Regions from separate parts of the Homo sapiens genome. Here regions 2 and 3 are each linked to region 1. A link is a contact called in ENCODE Hi-C or POLR2A ChIA-PET data. All regions are on one chromosome and are shown on one strand. The core of a region is the stretch at or near the end of the contact, and the rest is flanking DNA. Distances in the headings are between cores, read along the strand shown.

What was found. Hi-C counts contacts between places; a loop is a spot of excess contacts on that map. ChIA-PET counts read pairs that join two places held with the same protein, here RNA polymerase II (POLR2A). Pooled maps may share reads with other maps.
Region 2: a loop to region 1 is called in a map of PC-9, with 9 times the contacts of the local background. The contact joins two enhancer-like sites. A Hi-C loop is called at or near these places in 8 of 168 maps with a recorded cell type or tissue (CD4-positive, alpha-beta T cell, Calu3, DLD1 and 4 more), 1 of 37 single-sample maps with no recorded cell type and 6 of 50 pooled maps. POLR2A ChIA-PET finds 5 or more read pairs at or near these places in 11 of 52 experiments (A673, CD4-positive, alpha-beta memory T cell, H1 and 8 more).
Region 3: a map of CD4-positive, alpha-beta T cell shows a loop between it and region 1 (2.1-fold over the local background). The contact joins two enhancer-like sites. A Hi-C loop is called at or near these places in 7 of 168 maps with a recorded cell type or tissue (CD14-positive monocyte, CD4-positive, alpha-beta T cell, CD8-positive, alpha-beta T cell and 4 more), 4 of 37 single-sample maps with no recorded cell type and 15 of 50 pooled maps. POLR2A ChIA-PET finds 5 or more read pairs at or near these places in 12 of 52 experiments (CD4-positive, alpha-beta memory T cell, CD8-positive, alpha-beta T cell, GM12878 and 9 more).

What each region holds. Positions count from the first base shown.
Region 1 is chr2:69,615,293-69,618,758 of GRCh38, forward strand. All of the region lies in intron 2 of AAK1 (AP2 associated kinase 1), which reads right to left. Among named protein-coding and RNA genes, the nearest start is that of AAK1, 27 kb to the right of the region's middle. Within about 2 kb of position 1,564, at least 3 of the 41 ENCODE cell types and tissues checked have a DNase peak (open chromatin) inside an H3K27ac peak, as active enhancers do; they include GM12878, where a contact is called at or near this core.
Region 2 is chr2:69,563,881-69,567,346 of GRCh38, forward strand. All of the region lies in intron 2 of AAK1 (AP2 associated kinase 1), which reads right to left. Among named protein-coding and RNA genes, the nearest start is that of SNORA36C, 45 kb to the left of the region's middle. Within about 2 kb of position 1,636, at least 5 of the 41 ENCODE cell types and tissues checked have a DNase peak (open chromatin) inside an H3K27ac peak, as active enhancers do.
Region 3 is chr2:69,581,096-69,584,561 of GRCh38, forward strand. All of the region lies in intron 2 of AAK1 (AP2 associated kinase 1), which reads right to left. Among named protein-coding and RNA genes, the nearest start is that of AAK1, 61 kb to the right of the region's middle. RefSeq lists a silencer at 1,722-2,016. Within about 2 kb of position 1,881, at least 12 of the 41 ENCODE cell types and tissues checked have a DNase peak (open chromatin) inside an H3K27ac peak, as active enhancers do; they include GM12878, where a contact is called at or near this core.

The DNA.
Region 1 (3,466 bases), core at 314-2,813:
CAGCTGACCTCATGTCACTTGGGCTCTGATCCTTATGAGAGACACAGAGGATGGGAGGCAGGGTATGTTATTTTGCTTTTTAACCCAGTACCATTTAACCAAATGGAAATACCATTCCCATCTATATGACTCAAAAGATAAAGACAGACCACAGTGGAAGATGTTTTAAGAACTGGCCTGAGGAGTTTCTAGAAGAACCTGAAACACGGGATTTCCTGGGAGGACCTCCCCAATCCTCCCTCCTCCTCGCTCCTGGGTCTTGCTTTCTCTCATTTATTTTCTTCATTTCTTCCTTCCCTGTTTCTTTTTGGCTATGAATTTGCTCTTATATGAAAGAAACTGTACTCACACAGAAAGAAAGTGGAAAGCAAGAAACTGTGACAGTCAATCCTACTGCACTGGCTTCAACTCCTATACTTTTACAGCTAAATTCACTTCCCGGACTTGAAAACTTACTGGTGGGAGTTCAATGTCTGCCTTCCCCACTAGACTGTAAGCTCTAGGAGAAAAACACCTATAACTGTTTTGTTCATCATAATTTATGCAGTGCTTTCAACAGTGCCCTCATGACATGGGGCTTAAAATGTGTTTGTGGAATGACAAGTCTATATCAAAGGTTAAATACTAAAATGGTAAATTTTATGTTAAAGCTAAACATAGTGACTGGGCATGGTGGCTCATGCCTGTAATCACAGCACTTTGGGAGGTCAAGGCAGACAAATCATGTGAGCTCAGGAGTTCAAGACCAGCCTGGGCAACACGGCAAAACCCTGTCTGTACTAAAAACTGATTAGTGGGTACCACTTTCCTTTTCGGGCGATGAAAATGTTTTGGAACTAGATAGAGGTAGTGGTTGCACAACATTATGTTTAGTTTTGGTTTCTGGTTTTCTTTTAGAGATGAAGTTTGCTGTTGTCCAGGCTGAGCTTCTGGGCTCAAGTGATCCTCTCACCTCAGCCGCTTGAGTAGCAGGAATCACAGCCACCAGCCACCATGCCCAGCTGCACAACATTGTTAATGTACTAAATGCCACTGAACTGTTCACTTTAAAATGGTTAATTATGTTATGTGAATTTTGCCTCCATTTTAAAAAAAGAACGAAAAGAAAAAGGTGAAATAAACCTGATTTTGCCATTTAACAATAGAGTTCAAAGTAAAGTATATATAAAAAACTATTTTTTTTATGACTTAAGTAACCACCAGAGTACTGATGTTGGGGCCCAGGGTGTAAATCAGGGATTCTCAACCTGGACGCTCATGACTTTGGACTGTATAATTCCCTGTTATGGGGGCCATCCCCATCCCATGCACTACAGGATATTCACCAGCATCCCTGACCTCCATTCGTTTGATGCCTGTAATAGCCCTTTCCTAGGTGTGACAATCAAAAATGTCTCTAGATATTGCCAAGTGTCTCCTGGGGGGCAAAACAGCCACAATTGAGACCTACTGGTCTAAATGGAAAAAGGGCTCTCTAGCAATTATCAAAAATTTCTTCTTTTTCTATCCCTTGTATACCTACCAGTGTGACTCATTGTTTCCTGCCAATCCTACCAGCCACAAATGACCTATCTGTGAACTTCTAGCACCTGGTTATAATGCCCTTTTTCTAACCCCAAGTTCCCCCAAGCCACCCACGAGGGACCTGGACATGCTGCTTTCTGCCTGTGTCACTTGCCAGGCCACAGATTATCCAGGGGCCCTCATCCTATCCCCAGTGTATGGTAACATAGCTCCACTAGCACCTACAAGATAGAAGGATGTCCTTAAGGTATAGGTCAAGGAAAAAGCAAACCTACTGGTTTGACAAGCAGAACAGAGCCTCCCTGTGCCTAGGCCCTCATTCTCTAATCTCAGTCAAGAACAACAAAATTCCAAACCATCACACCACCCCCAAACAGGGTAACAGGTGAAATGAAAGGTTGAAAGCCCCTATCCCTAGAAGATATAAGTGAATTTTCAAGGAATTCAATTATCTCTAACTTTAAGGAACACAATCAATTCACATCGAGTTGCTTTGACATTAATCTTTCAGAAGACCCCACAAGCTTGAGAGGAGAAATGGATTCTAATCCCAATTGAACCTAGCTGTGTAGTTTCGGACAGGCCATTTAATCCTCTGGGCATAGTTTCTCCTTTGCAAGATCTGTGAGTTAGGCTGTTTGAATTCTAAGTTTAATGCATTAATTTAATACCTACTTCCTAAATACCTACTTATTAAAAGCATACAAAAAGATGAGTGAGAACCTAACCATACCCTCAAGGAGTCCAAGTTGGGTCAGGGATGAAGGGAGAACAGCTTAGAAGACTGATAAATAAATCGTTATTGTAAGATGCAGCAAATCCTAAAGAGGTATGTGCCACATGCTTGAGTGTATGAGAGTGCAAACATCAGGAACAACTAATCACATGTAAAAGAAGTGAACAGACATTCCCAGCAGCACGCTGTGCCTGCTCCTGTGAAGGGATAAAGTGAAGAGCTGGAAGCATTAGGAGTATAGAAGAGGCCACATTTAATGGAGATGCCTCTACTATTTTGGTTTGTTAACACCTAGAAAGAATATACAAGGAATAAACCATTTCCAACTCAAAGATTAGGCTTTTTGGCTGACAGAGTCATACCTCCTCCTTTATCTCGAGGCTGCTGAGCAAAGATTCAGGGAAGTGGTCCTTCATCATTCAGCAACCTCTGAGGTGAAGGGCTTCACTAAGAATTAATCATTAGTCTAGTGATAAAAAAGAACCATGAGGCAACCAACCTGACCAGGAGGGCATAAAAGTGAAAGGTAAGCAGGAGCTCCCAGCAATAAAATACAAAAAGCAAATTCAAAACCAGGTCCTGAAGATGCCTCTACAGCGACCATGCAAGGTCTTTTTTGTCACAAAGCCAAGACCCAAAGGAGAAAAAAGAATTCATGTACACATAAAATTAAATATAAGTAGAGATATAAATAAATATATAATATTCAATATACTAATATATAAGTAAAATACATGCAAAATAAAAATGGGTTCCTTTTAATAAGAGGAAGTTAAGCTGCCAAATAAATGCCATAAATTATAAATACCTAACAATAAAAACAACTTAGCTCCACAATCAAGCCAAAGGATAAATCATCCAACTTGCTCGGTCCTGCTCCTGCACCAGCCAATATCACTTGCATCACTAGCCCTCTGATGCCATATTTTCCTACGCCTCAGTAGCTTAGCGCAGGAGGTCAGAACTTTCCTTGCTCTCCTGAGTTGACTCCAAACCATCACTCCTCCACCCTCATGTAAAAATTCCTGCTCCTTTGAGCTCATGCCACGTGGCTACACTGGCTTCCACCCTGCCTTGCCTTTGTACTTCCCCCTCTGGCTCAGTCTCTAACATTCACGGATGCCTGTAGCATCTTGGCTTCCCTCCACTGCAACTCCTACCATCTTTCTGGGTGGTCTCAAAATCCACTTATTCCTAAACTGCAGC
Region 2 (3,466 bases), core at 386-2,885, 51 kb before region 1:
TTCCTCATGGGCAGAAATTAAGACTAAATTAGGCCAGGCGCGGTGGCTCACGCCTGTAATCCCAGCACTTTGGGAGGCCGAGGCAGGTGGATCACGAGGTCAGGAGATTGAGACCGTCCTAGCTAACATGGTGAAACCCTGTCTCTACTAAAAATACAAAAATTAGCTGGGTGTGGTGGCGCATGCCTGTAATCCCAGCTACTCGGAAGGCTGAGGCAGGAGAATTGCTTGAATCAGGGGGTCGGAGGTTTCAGTGAGCCGAGATCACGCCACTGCACTCCAGCCTGAGTGACAGAGTGAGACTCCATCTCAAAAAAAAAAGAAAAAAGAAAAAAGAAAAGAAAAGAAATTAAGACTAAATGAGTGCTACTATTTAAACTGGGTTCCTCCAAGCCCTAGGATTACAGAAGGTACTTCAGTGGCTGCACGAGGAAAAACTGACCTCCCTCCCTTACAAGGGTAGGGCTCTGTATACTGCTTCCTCCTCACCTTCAAAGTAGCTCTACTTTTAGCTGTGTAATTTTGGAGAAAGGCTAGAAAAAAAAAAAGGAGCAATTCTGCTACAAAGGAGAGAAAAATTTACCCCCCAAATATTCTACAGCTCTAGGTATAAGTATTTTATAAAGACAAAAAGACTACACCACTACAAGTCATGCAAATAGCCCTCACTTACATGCCTACCGAAGGTGTAGATGTGTACAGGCAGCTTTTAGGGAAGGAGCTATGCCCCGCTTCACCTTGAGACATGTAGTATTCCTTTAGAGCCCAACAGGTTAAGTTCGAATCCTGGCTCAGGTAAGCTACAATTTCCCTGAGGCTGTCCTCTTACCTGCCAAGGGCTTTCACTTCATGCTAAAGCCCTTCTTCTGACATGCAGGCTATCTGACCACGTGATTGTATCAACCAGCCCCTAGGTCATAGTCCTTCAATCAGGACTGTGCACCAACTCACAATATCCTCCCCACCCCCACTCCTACCTCAAAGCTTTGGGGATGATCAAATGATAAGCAAAGCACCTAGCACACAGAAGGTGTTCCTGCCTTTCCCTTCCACCCCCACCTCCCTGCAAAAACCACTTTGTATTTGTATGATACATTACTTATCATAAAATTCTAAATCTGGAATATCTTCTCGAGATCAAGAGCACAAACCCAAATGCCTGAAGAGCCAGGGAGATCACATAAAGGAGTGACACAGTCCAGCTTTAACAAAACGTATGGAGGGTGTGTGATGACACAGACTCACTGTCAGGAAGATCACAGGGAGGAGTGGGGCCGGTGGCCCTGAGAAAGTTCATGCCCCTGCTCATGGGGCAGCCATTCCTCAATGCCAGCCAATTGCTGTCACGAAGGAACGTGGGCTAAGAGTTGTCAAGTCTTTTGACTGCTAAAAACAGCTGGATCTTTAGGTGAGAGCTCCTGATTTAAAAATCAGGCAACAAACTTTTAAAAATCTCTTAAACCTTGTGCAGTTTAATGAAAACACATTTCTAAGCTAGGACTGAACCAGACAGCCCTGCTTCCATCTTTACAAGGGCCTGTGAAGTCAGCAGGTCATGTACTACAACCTCCACTTGACCAACTGGGAAACTAAAACACAGTGAAAAGCCTAAGCATCCTCCTTAGTACTGCCACCTAGTGGCCGGACCAGGGCTAGACTGCAAGGGTGCCAACTGGTGTCCCCTCTCAAGCTGCCGTCCCCTCCCTGCAGCAGCAGATCATGCAGGAACACCTCCACTCCCAGGGAAGGGAGAAGAGAAATGGCACAGTGAAAGGCAAGAGGGACTGCCCACAGCTCTGCCTGTCTAGCTGATCAGGTGGGAGAGTGTCCTCTCCATGGTGAGAGCTTGGGTGTACCATTCAGGTGGCAGAGTATCCTCTCCACGGTAAGAACCTGGGTGCACTATTCAGGTGGGAGAGTGTCCTCTCCACAGTTAGAACCTGGGTGCACTATTCAGGTGGCAGAGTGTCCTCTCCACAGTGAGAGCTTGCGTACACTATGCAGGTGGCAGAGTGTCCTCTCCACGGTGAGAGCTTGGGTGGACTATTCAGGTGGCAGAGTGTCCTCTCCACAGTGAGAGTTCGGGTACACTGTTCAGGTGGGAGTGTGTCCTCTCCATGGTGAGAGCTTGGGTGGACTATTCAGGTGGCAGAGTGTCCTCTCCACAGTGAGAACCTGGGTGCACTATTCAAGTGGGAGAGTGTCCTCTCCATGGTGAGAACTTGGGTGCTCTATCCACAGCATCTGTGAGCTCCCACAAGGAATGACCCCCAAGAGGCTGATCAACACCCATCCACAACTTACATTGAAGACAACTTTGCCAAAAGCTTCGGAAGGAACAAAAGTTTTCAAAACTCTAGAACAGATGGCAAGGAGCACAGCAAAGCTTTTTCCAGGAGAAAAGGTCAATGCAAAGCATGTGTCAACACTGATTTCAGTGGGGGCTTGGGGTTTGTTTTTTTAATGTCAATCTCTCCTCACTTGCCTCAATTAAAAATCATCATGTGCCAGCTCCTTCTGGAGAACATGTCAAAGCAGTCCTTTCCCCAAGCAGATAGAACACCCAGATGGGGGATGACTTGAGGTTTTCAACTCCCTCTCTCCCCACTCAAGCTGTGGGCACAAAATCAGAGACTGGCAAACGGTGGTGGTTGTGGAGGTGGTACAGAAACATCAACAGAACCCAATCGAGGCCACAGCCCAGGCTGAACATGGCACACTGGCCTGGCTATTGGTTCTTTCTCTCCAGGACTGTTATGATTGATTGGGGAGGATCTCCAGCTCAGGAGGTTCTTTTTAGGGGTTTGGCAAGAGTCTCCCTCCTCCTCTCAAAAATTAATTTTCCAGGAAAAATACTTGCCTGGAACAAAAGGGAAGAGTTTAAGAAATCAAGTTGGTTCACATATACCAGAGACTTTTTGATTACTGCACCTAGAACCACAGCACATTGGGCCTGGGCTATCAGCTAAGGCTAACCAAGAAAGGGCCTTTCCACAAGCTACCCGCCCCCACCTTTGCCGTACTGCTGCCACAGAGTTAGCTATCTGGCAAATGTAGAGAGATATGCTGAAAGACATCAGAAACTTAATATCATTTGAAACTTCGCAATGGCTTCTCACCCCTCTTAGAATAAAACTCCAAATACTGACCAAGGCCCGCAATTCCCAGAGTGATGTGGTCTCTCTCCAACCTAGCTCATACACCTCCACCTTCCAGTGCTCACTCTGTTCCAGCCACAAGAGCCTTCTTTCTTCTTCAGCATTGCTTATGCTCCAATCTGCCTAAGGATCTTTGCACATGCTTCTCCCTTTGGCCCTTTCACCCCATTCTTGGCCTGAGCCACTCCTAGTAATCATCCTTCAGATTTCAGGCTAAACGTTACTTCCTTGCTAAGCCTTTCCTGATGGTCCCTGGCCCTCACTCCCATATGATTAAGTTCTTTGGTATACACAGCACCCTCTACTTT
Region 3 (3,466 bases), core at 631-3,130, 34 kb before region 1:
AAGGTTTTGTTTTTTAATTTTATTTATTTATTTATTGAGACGGAATCTCACTCTGTCTCCCAGGCTGGAGTGCAGTGGCACGATCTCGGCTCACTGCAACCTCCGCCTCCCGGGTTCAAGCAATTCTCCTGCCTCAGCCTCCTGAGTAGCTGGGATTACAGGCACACGCCACCACACCCAGCTAATTTTTGTATTTTCAGTAGAGATGGGGTTTCACCACGTTGGCTCCTGACCTCATGATCCACCCACCTCAGCCTCCCAAAGTGCTGGAATTACAGGAGTGAGCCACTGCGCCCAGCTGGTTTTGTTTTTTTAAAAACAGTGCACTACAATCAGTGTGGCATTGTAGAGTGAATGTATTTTTTTCTGCAATAATATAAGGATGACTAGTGAAAAGTATTCTCTAAATACGTTTGAAAATGGCCCATTTGAAAATGGACTGGCCCACCTGCCGAGTGTCAAATGAGATTGCTAAATTGCAGAGCAACGTTTTAATTCAGGGCTTCAAAAAAGGGAGTAATTTAAAAATGTACATTTATGATAACAGGTTGAAAATTGACGCAAAACACTTTCTTTAGGTTAAAAATAGATCTTTTTTGGGCTGGGCATGGTGGTTCATGCCTATAATCCCAGCACTTTGGGAGGCTGAAGTGGGAAGATCACTTGAGCCCAGGAATTTGAGACCGGCCTGGGCAACACAGCGAGACCCAGTCTCTACAAAATAATTTTTTAAAAACTTAGCCAGGCATGGTGGTGCGCATCTGTGGTCCTAGCTACTCAAGAGGCTGTGGTGGGAGAATTGCTTGAGCCCAGGTGGTTGAAGCTGCAGTGAGCCATGATTGCGTCACTGCATTCCAGCCTGGGTGACAGAGTGCCCTGTCTTTAAAAAAAAAAAAGTGCATTTTTGAAGATAAATCAGTGTCGTGTGAAAAATATTTTTTTAAAGACAAATTTTGGCTTTTGCATTTTGTAAAATTCATAAGCTACTTATTAAGTACCTAATTTACAAAATATGTATTACATCACTGATAAAGTACTTAGTAAATAAATAGCTAAATGCTGATAGAGTCTGATTCAGCAAGCCTGAGTGGGGCCCTGGATCTATTTTTTACAAAAGCCTCACAGACAACACAGATCATCTGCCAGTTTGGGGAACCACTGTCCCAGGATCAGGACATATTTCAGATCTCTTTGAAATAAGAAGTAGAAACTGCAGTATACTGAGAACACTTAGAATAGAATCAGAGTATCTCTATACATGAAAAACCTCCGTGTGTGCGTGTGTGTGCACGTGTGTGTGTGCGTGTGTGTGCGCGTGTGTGTGCGTGCACACATGCACAAGACTAAATTAAATAAACCCTACCAGTGGTTTCGGGGTGGGAGAGGTGGTGAGGAAGTTTGCCCACGCTGGCTCTTTTGGTCTGGGGAAGGAAGCTAATGACTTTGCAAATTCCTGTCCCCTAAAAAGACCTGCTACTGGGGGGTGAGGGCGGAACATCATAACCCACATTCTAAATGGCTATTCAATATTCTACAGAGAAACCTCTTGCCAGCTGTCTGCTCAAGCTAAAAGTTTGAATGTTAAAAAAATCAAGTGAAAGACACAAGGTTAGTCCACACTCCACAAACAGTGTCCAACAAGAAGTGGTGGTCAAAAGGAAGAGAAGAGACAGACTCAGATGTGGAAATAAAATTTTCTGTTCCAAAGTCATTGCAAACTTACAGAAAGAATGCTGATGTCTAGCATCTCAAAACTCTTCCCTGGAGCTCTGAGGACTCTGTTGCTGGAAGTTAAGACACCAGTGAGAGCCCCATATTACCCCTACAGGGTTATATCTGTTGACTGTGCAGTTACACCCACCGTGATCATATGTAACTGCCACAGCCACAGAACTCCTGGCAGCAATTCAAATAAAACTCCACGTGAGAGATACCAAAAGGCAACAGAAAGAACCATCAGGAGTCAGGAGGCCTAGTTGTGGTCCAAGTTCCACAAATAACAAGCTATGACCTTGAGCAAGTCACTATACTTCACTGGCCCTCAGTTTCCTTATTTATAAAGTGAAAGTGAGGGACATAAACATCTCTCACCTTTGGAGCTGGACATTTGCCACATTTTGGTGATTCTTCAGGGATATGAAATACACCAAATAACCTCCGAAATTCTATACAGGGATTTGAATTACTAATTCTTTAAAAGACAACATTGCTTTCACACTGGAGTGTGGTGGTGAGCAGAGGATGGAAGTAAATTAAAAGAAGCTCCCTGACAGGTGGGAAGTAGAGGCAGGAATTAGGGAAGCATTACTTCCTTGGGGATATTCACTCTTTATGCTCCAATCACTCTGATCTCCCTAATATAGGCACATTTTTGAAACCTGAAGGCAAAGAGATTTTCTGTTAAAGATTCTCTGAAAGAGTGTTCAGGAAGTTTAATAATTTCCTTGAAAGTCACTCCTTGTATGTCTACTGTACAAGCAGTACAAGCAGTGTGTCCACATCCTCCTGGGTCTCGGCTTCATGGCTGAAAGTCCAAAGAGCCCGTTCAGCATTAGAGCTATACCCTTAGTGGGTCCAAAGACTCACTCTCTTCACCTGCCACTTTCTTGATATGTGTACAATTTTTTCATCTGATTCTTGGCCCTGAGTCCCTTTAGAGGCAACTCACTAGGTGCCATGAGCATTGTGGTTTGTGTTTCTATTCTAAGTTGACTTCGTTCCACTTTTTCAAGTTTCTGGATATTTTTTCAAGCTACGGATCTTCATCCACAGCACAAAATGTCCACTTAAAAAAATAAAGTGGATTTCTCACTCTTTCCCCTGAATGGAAAAAAAATGTCTTAGTTGTCTCTCCAGGTAAACCTGGGGTATCAGCCATGTTCTGATAGCCAGCTTCACCTGACCACCCTTCCCTAATAAGGAACCTCTTTTACAGAATAATTAACCTTCTACACTGCTCTCCAAGCTAATGGGGAACATCTGCTTAGGAGCCCTCCATGGCTGCTTCATCTCCCTCCCCGCAAAACCCACCCGCCTCCTTCAAGAAAGGCCCTAATGATTCTGGTATAGTTACCTTCTCTCCCTACCCCCTTTAACAATCTAGCATCTTCCTTAAAAAACACAATCAGGGAATCCTAACCAGGCAGGCGTGACTCCTAAGCAGATGGCAGGCCTCATAATTAGGTCATTACATAATACCTCTTCTCTAACTAGCTTCTCTCCACCTCATTCCGAGACTCTGGGTTGATGAGCTTTACACTGTGGTTACTTTAATTATAATTCGCTCTTGGGAACTTGGTAATACCATGTTTTGATAAAAGAAAAGAAATGGGGTAAGAGTATAAGAAAGTCAGAGTCAGAAGGTTGCTTTCAGCTTCAGTTTTGAATAGTCCAGACTTGTAGGGGTAACTTTTTCTCTTGGTGCCTTGGTTTCCCAACTTGTTTCAAGTTGGGAACTTGCCTCAAG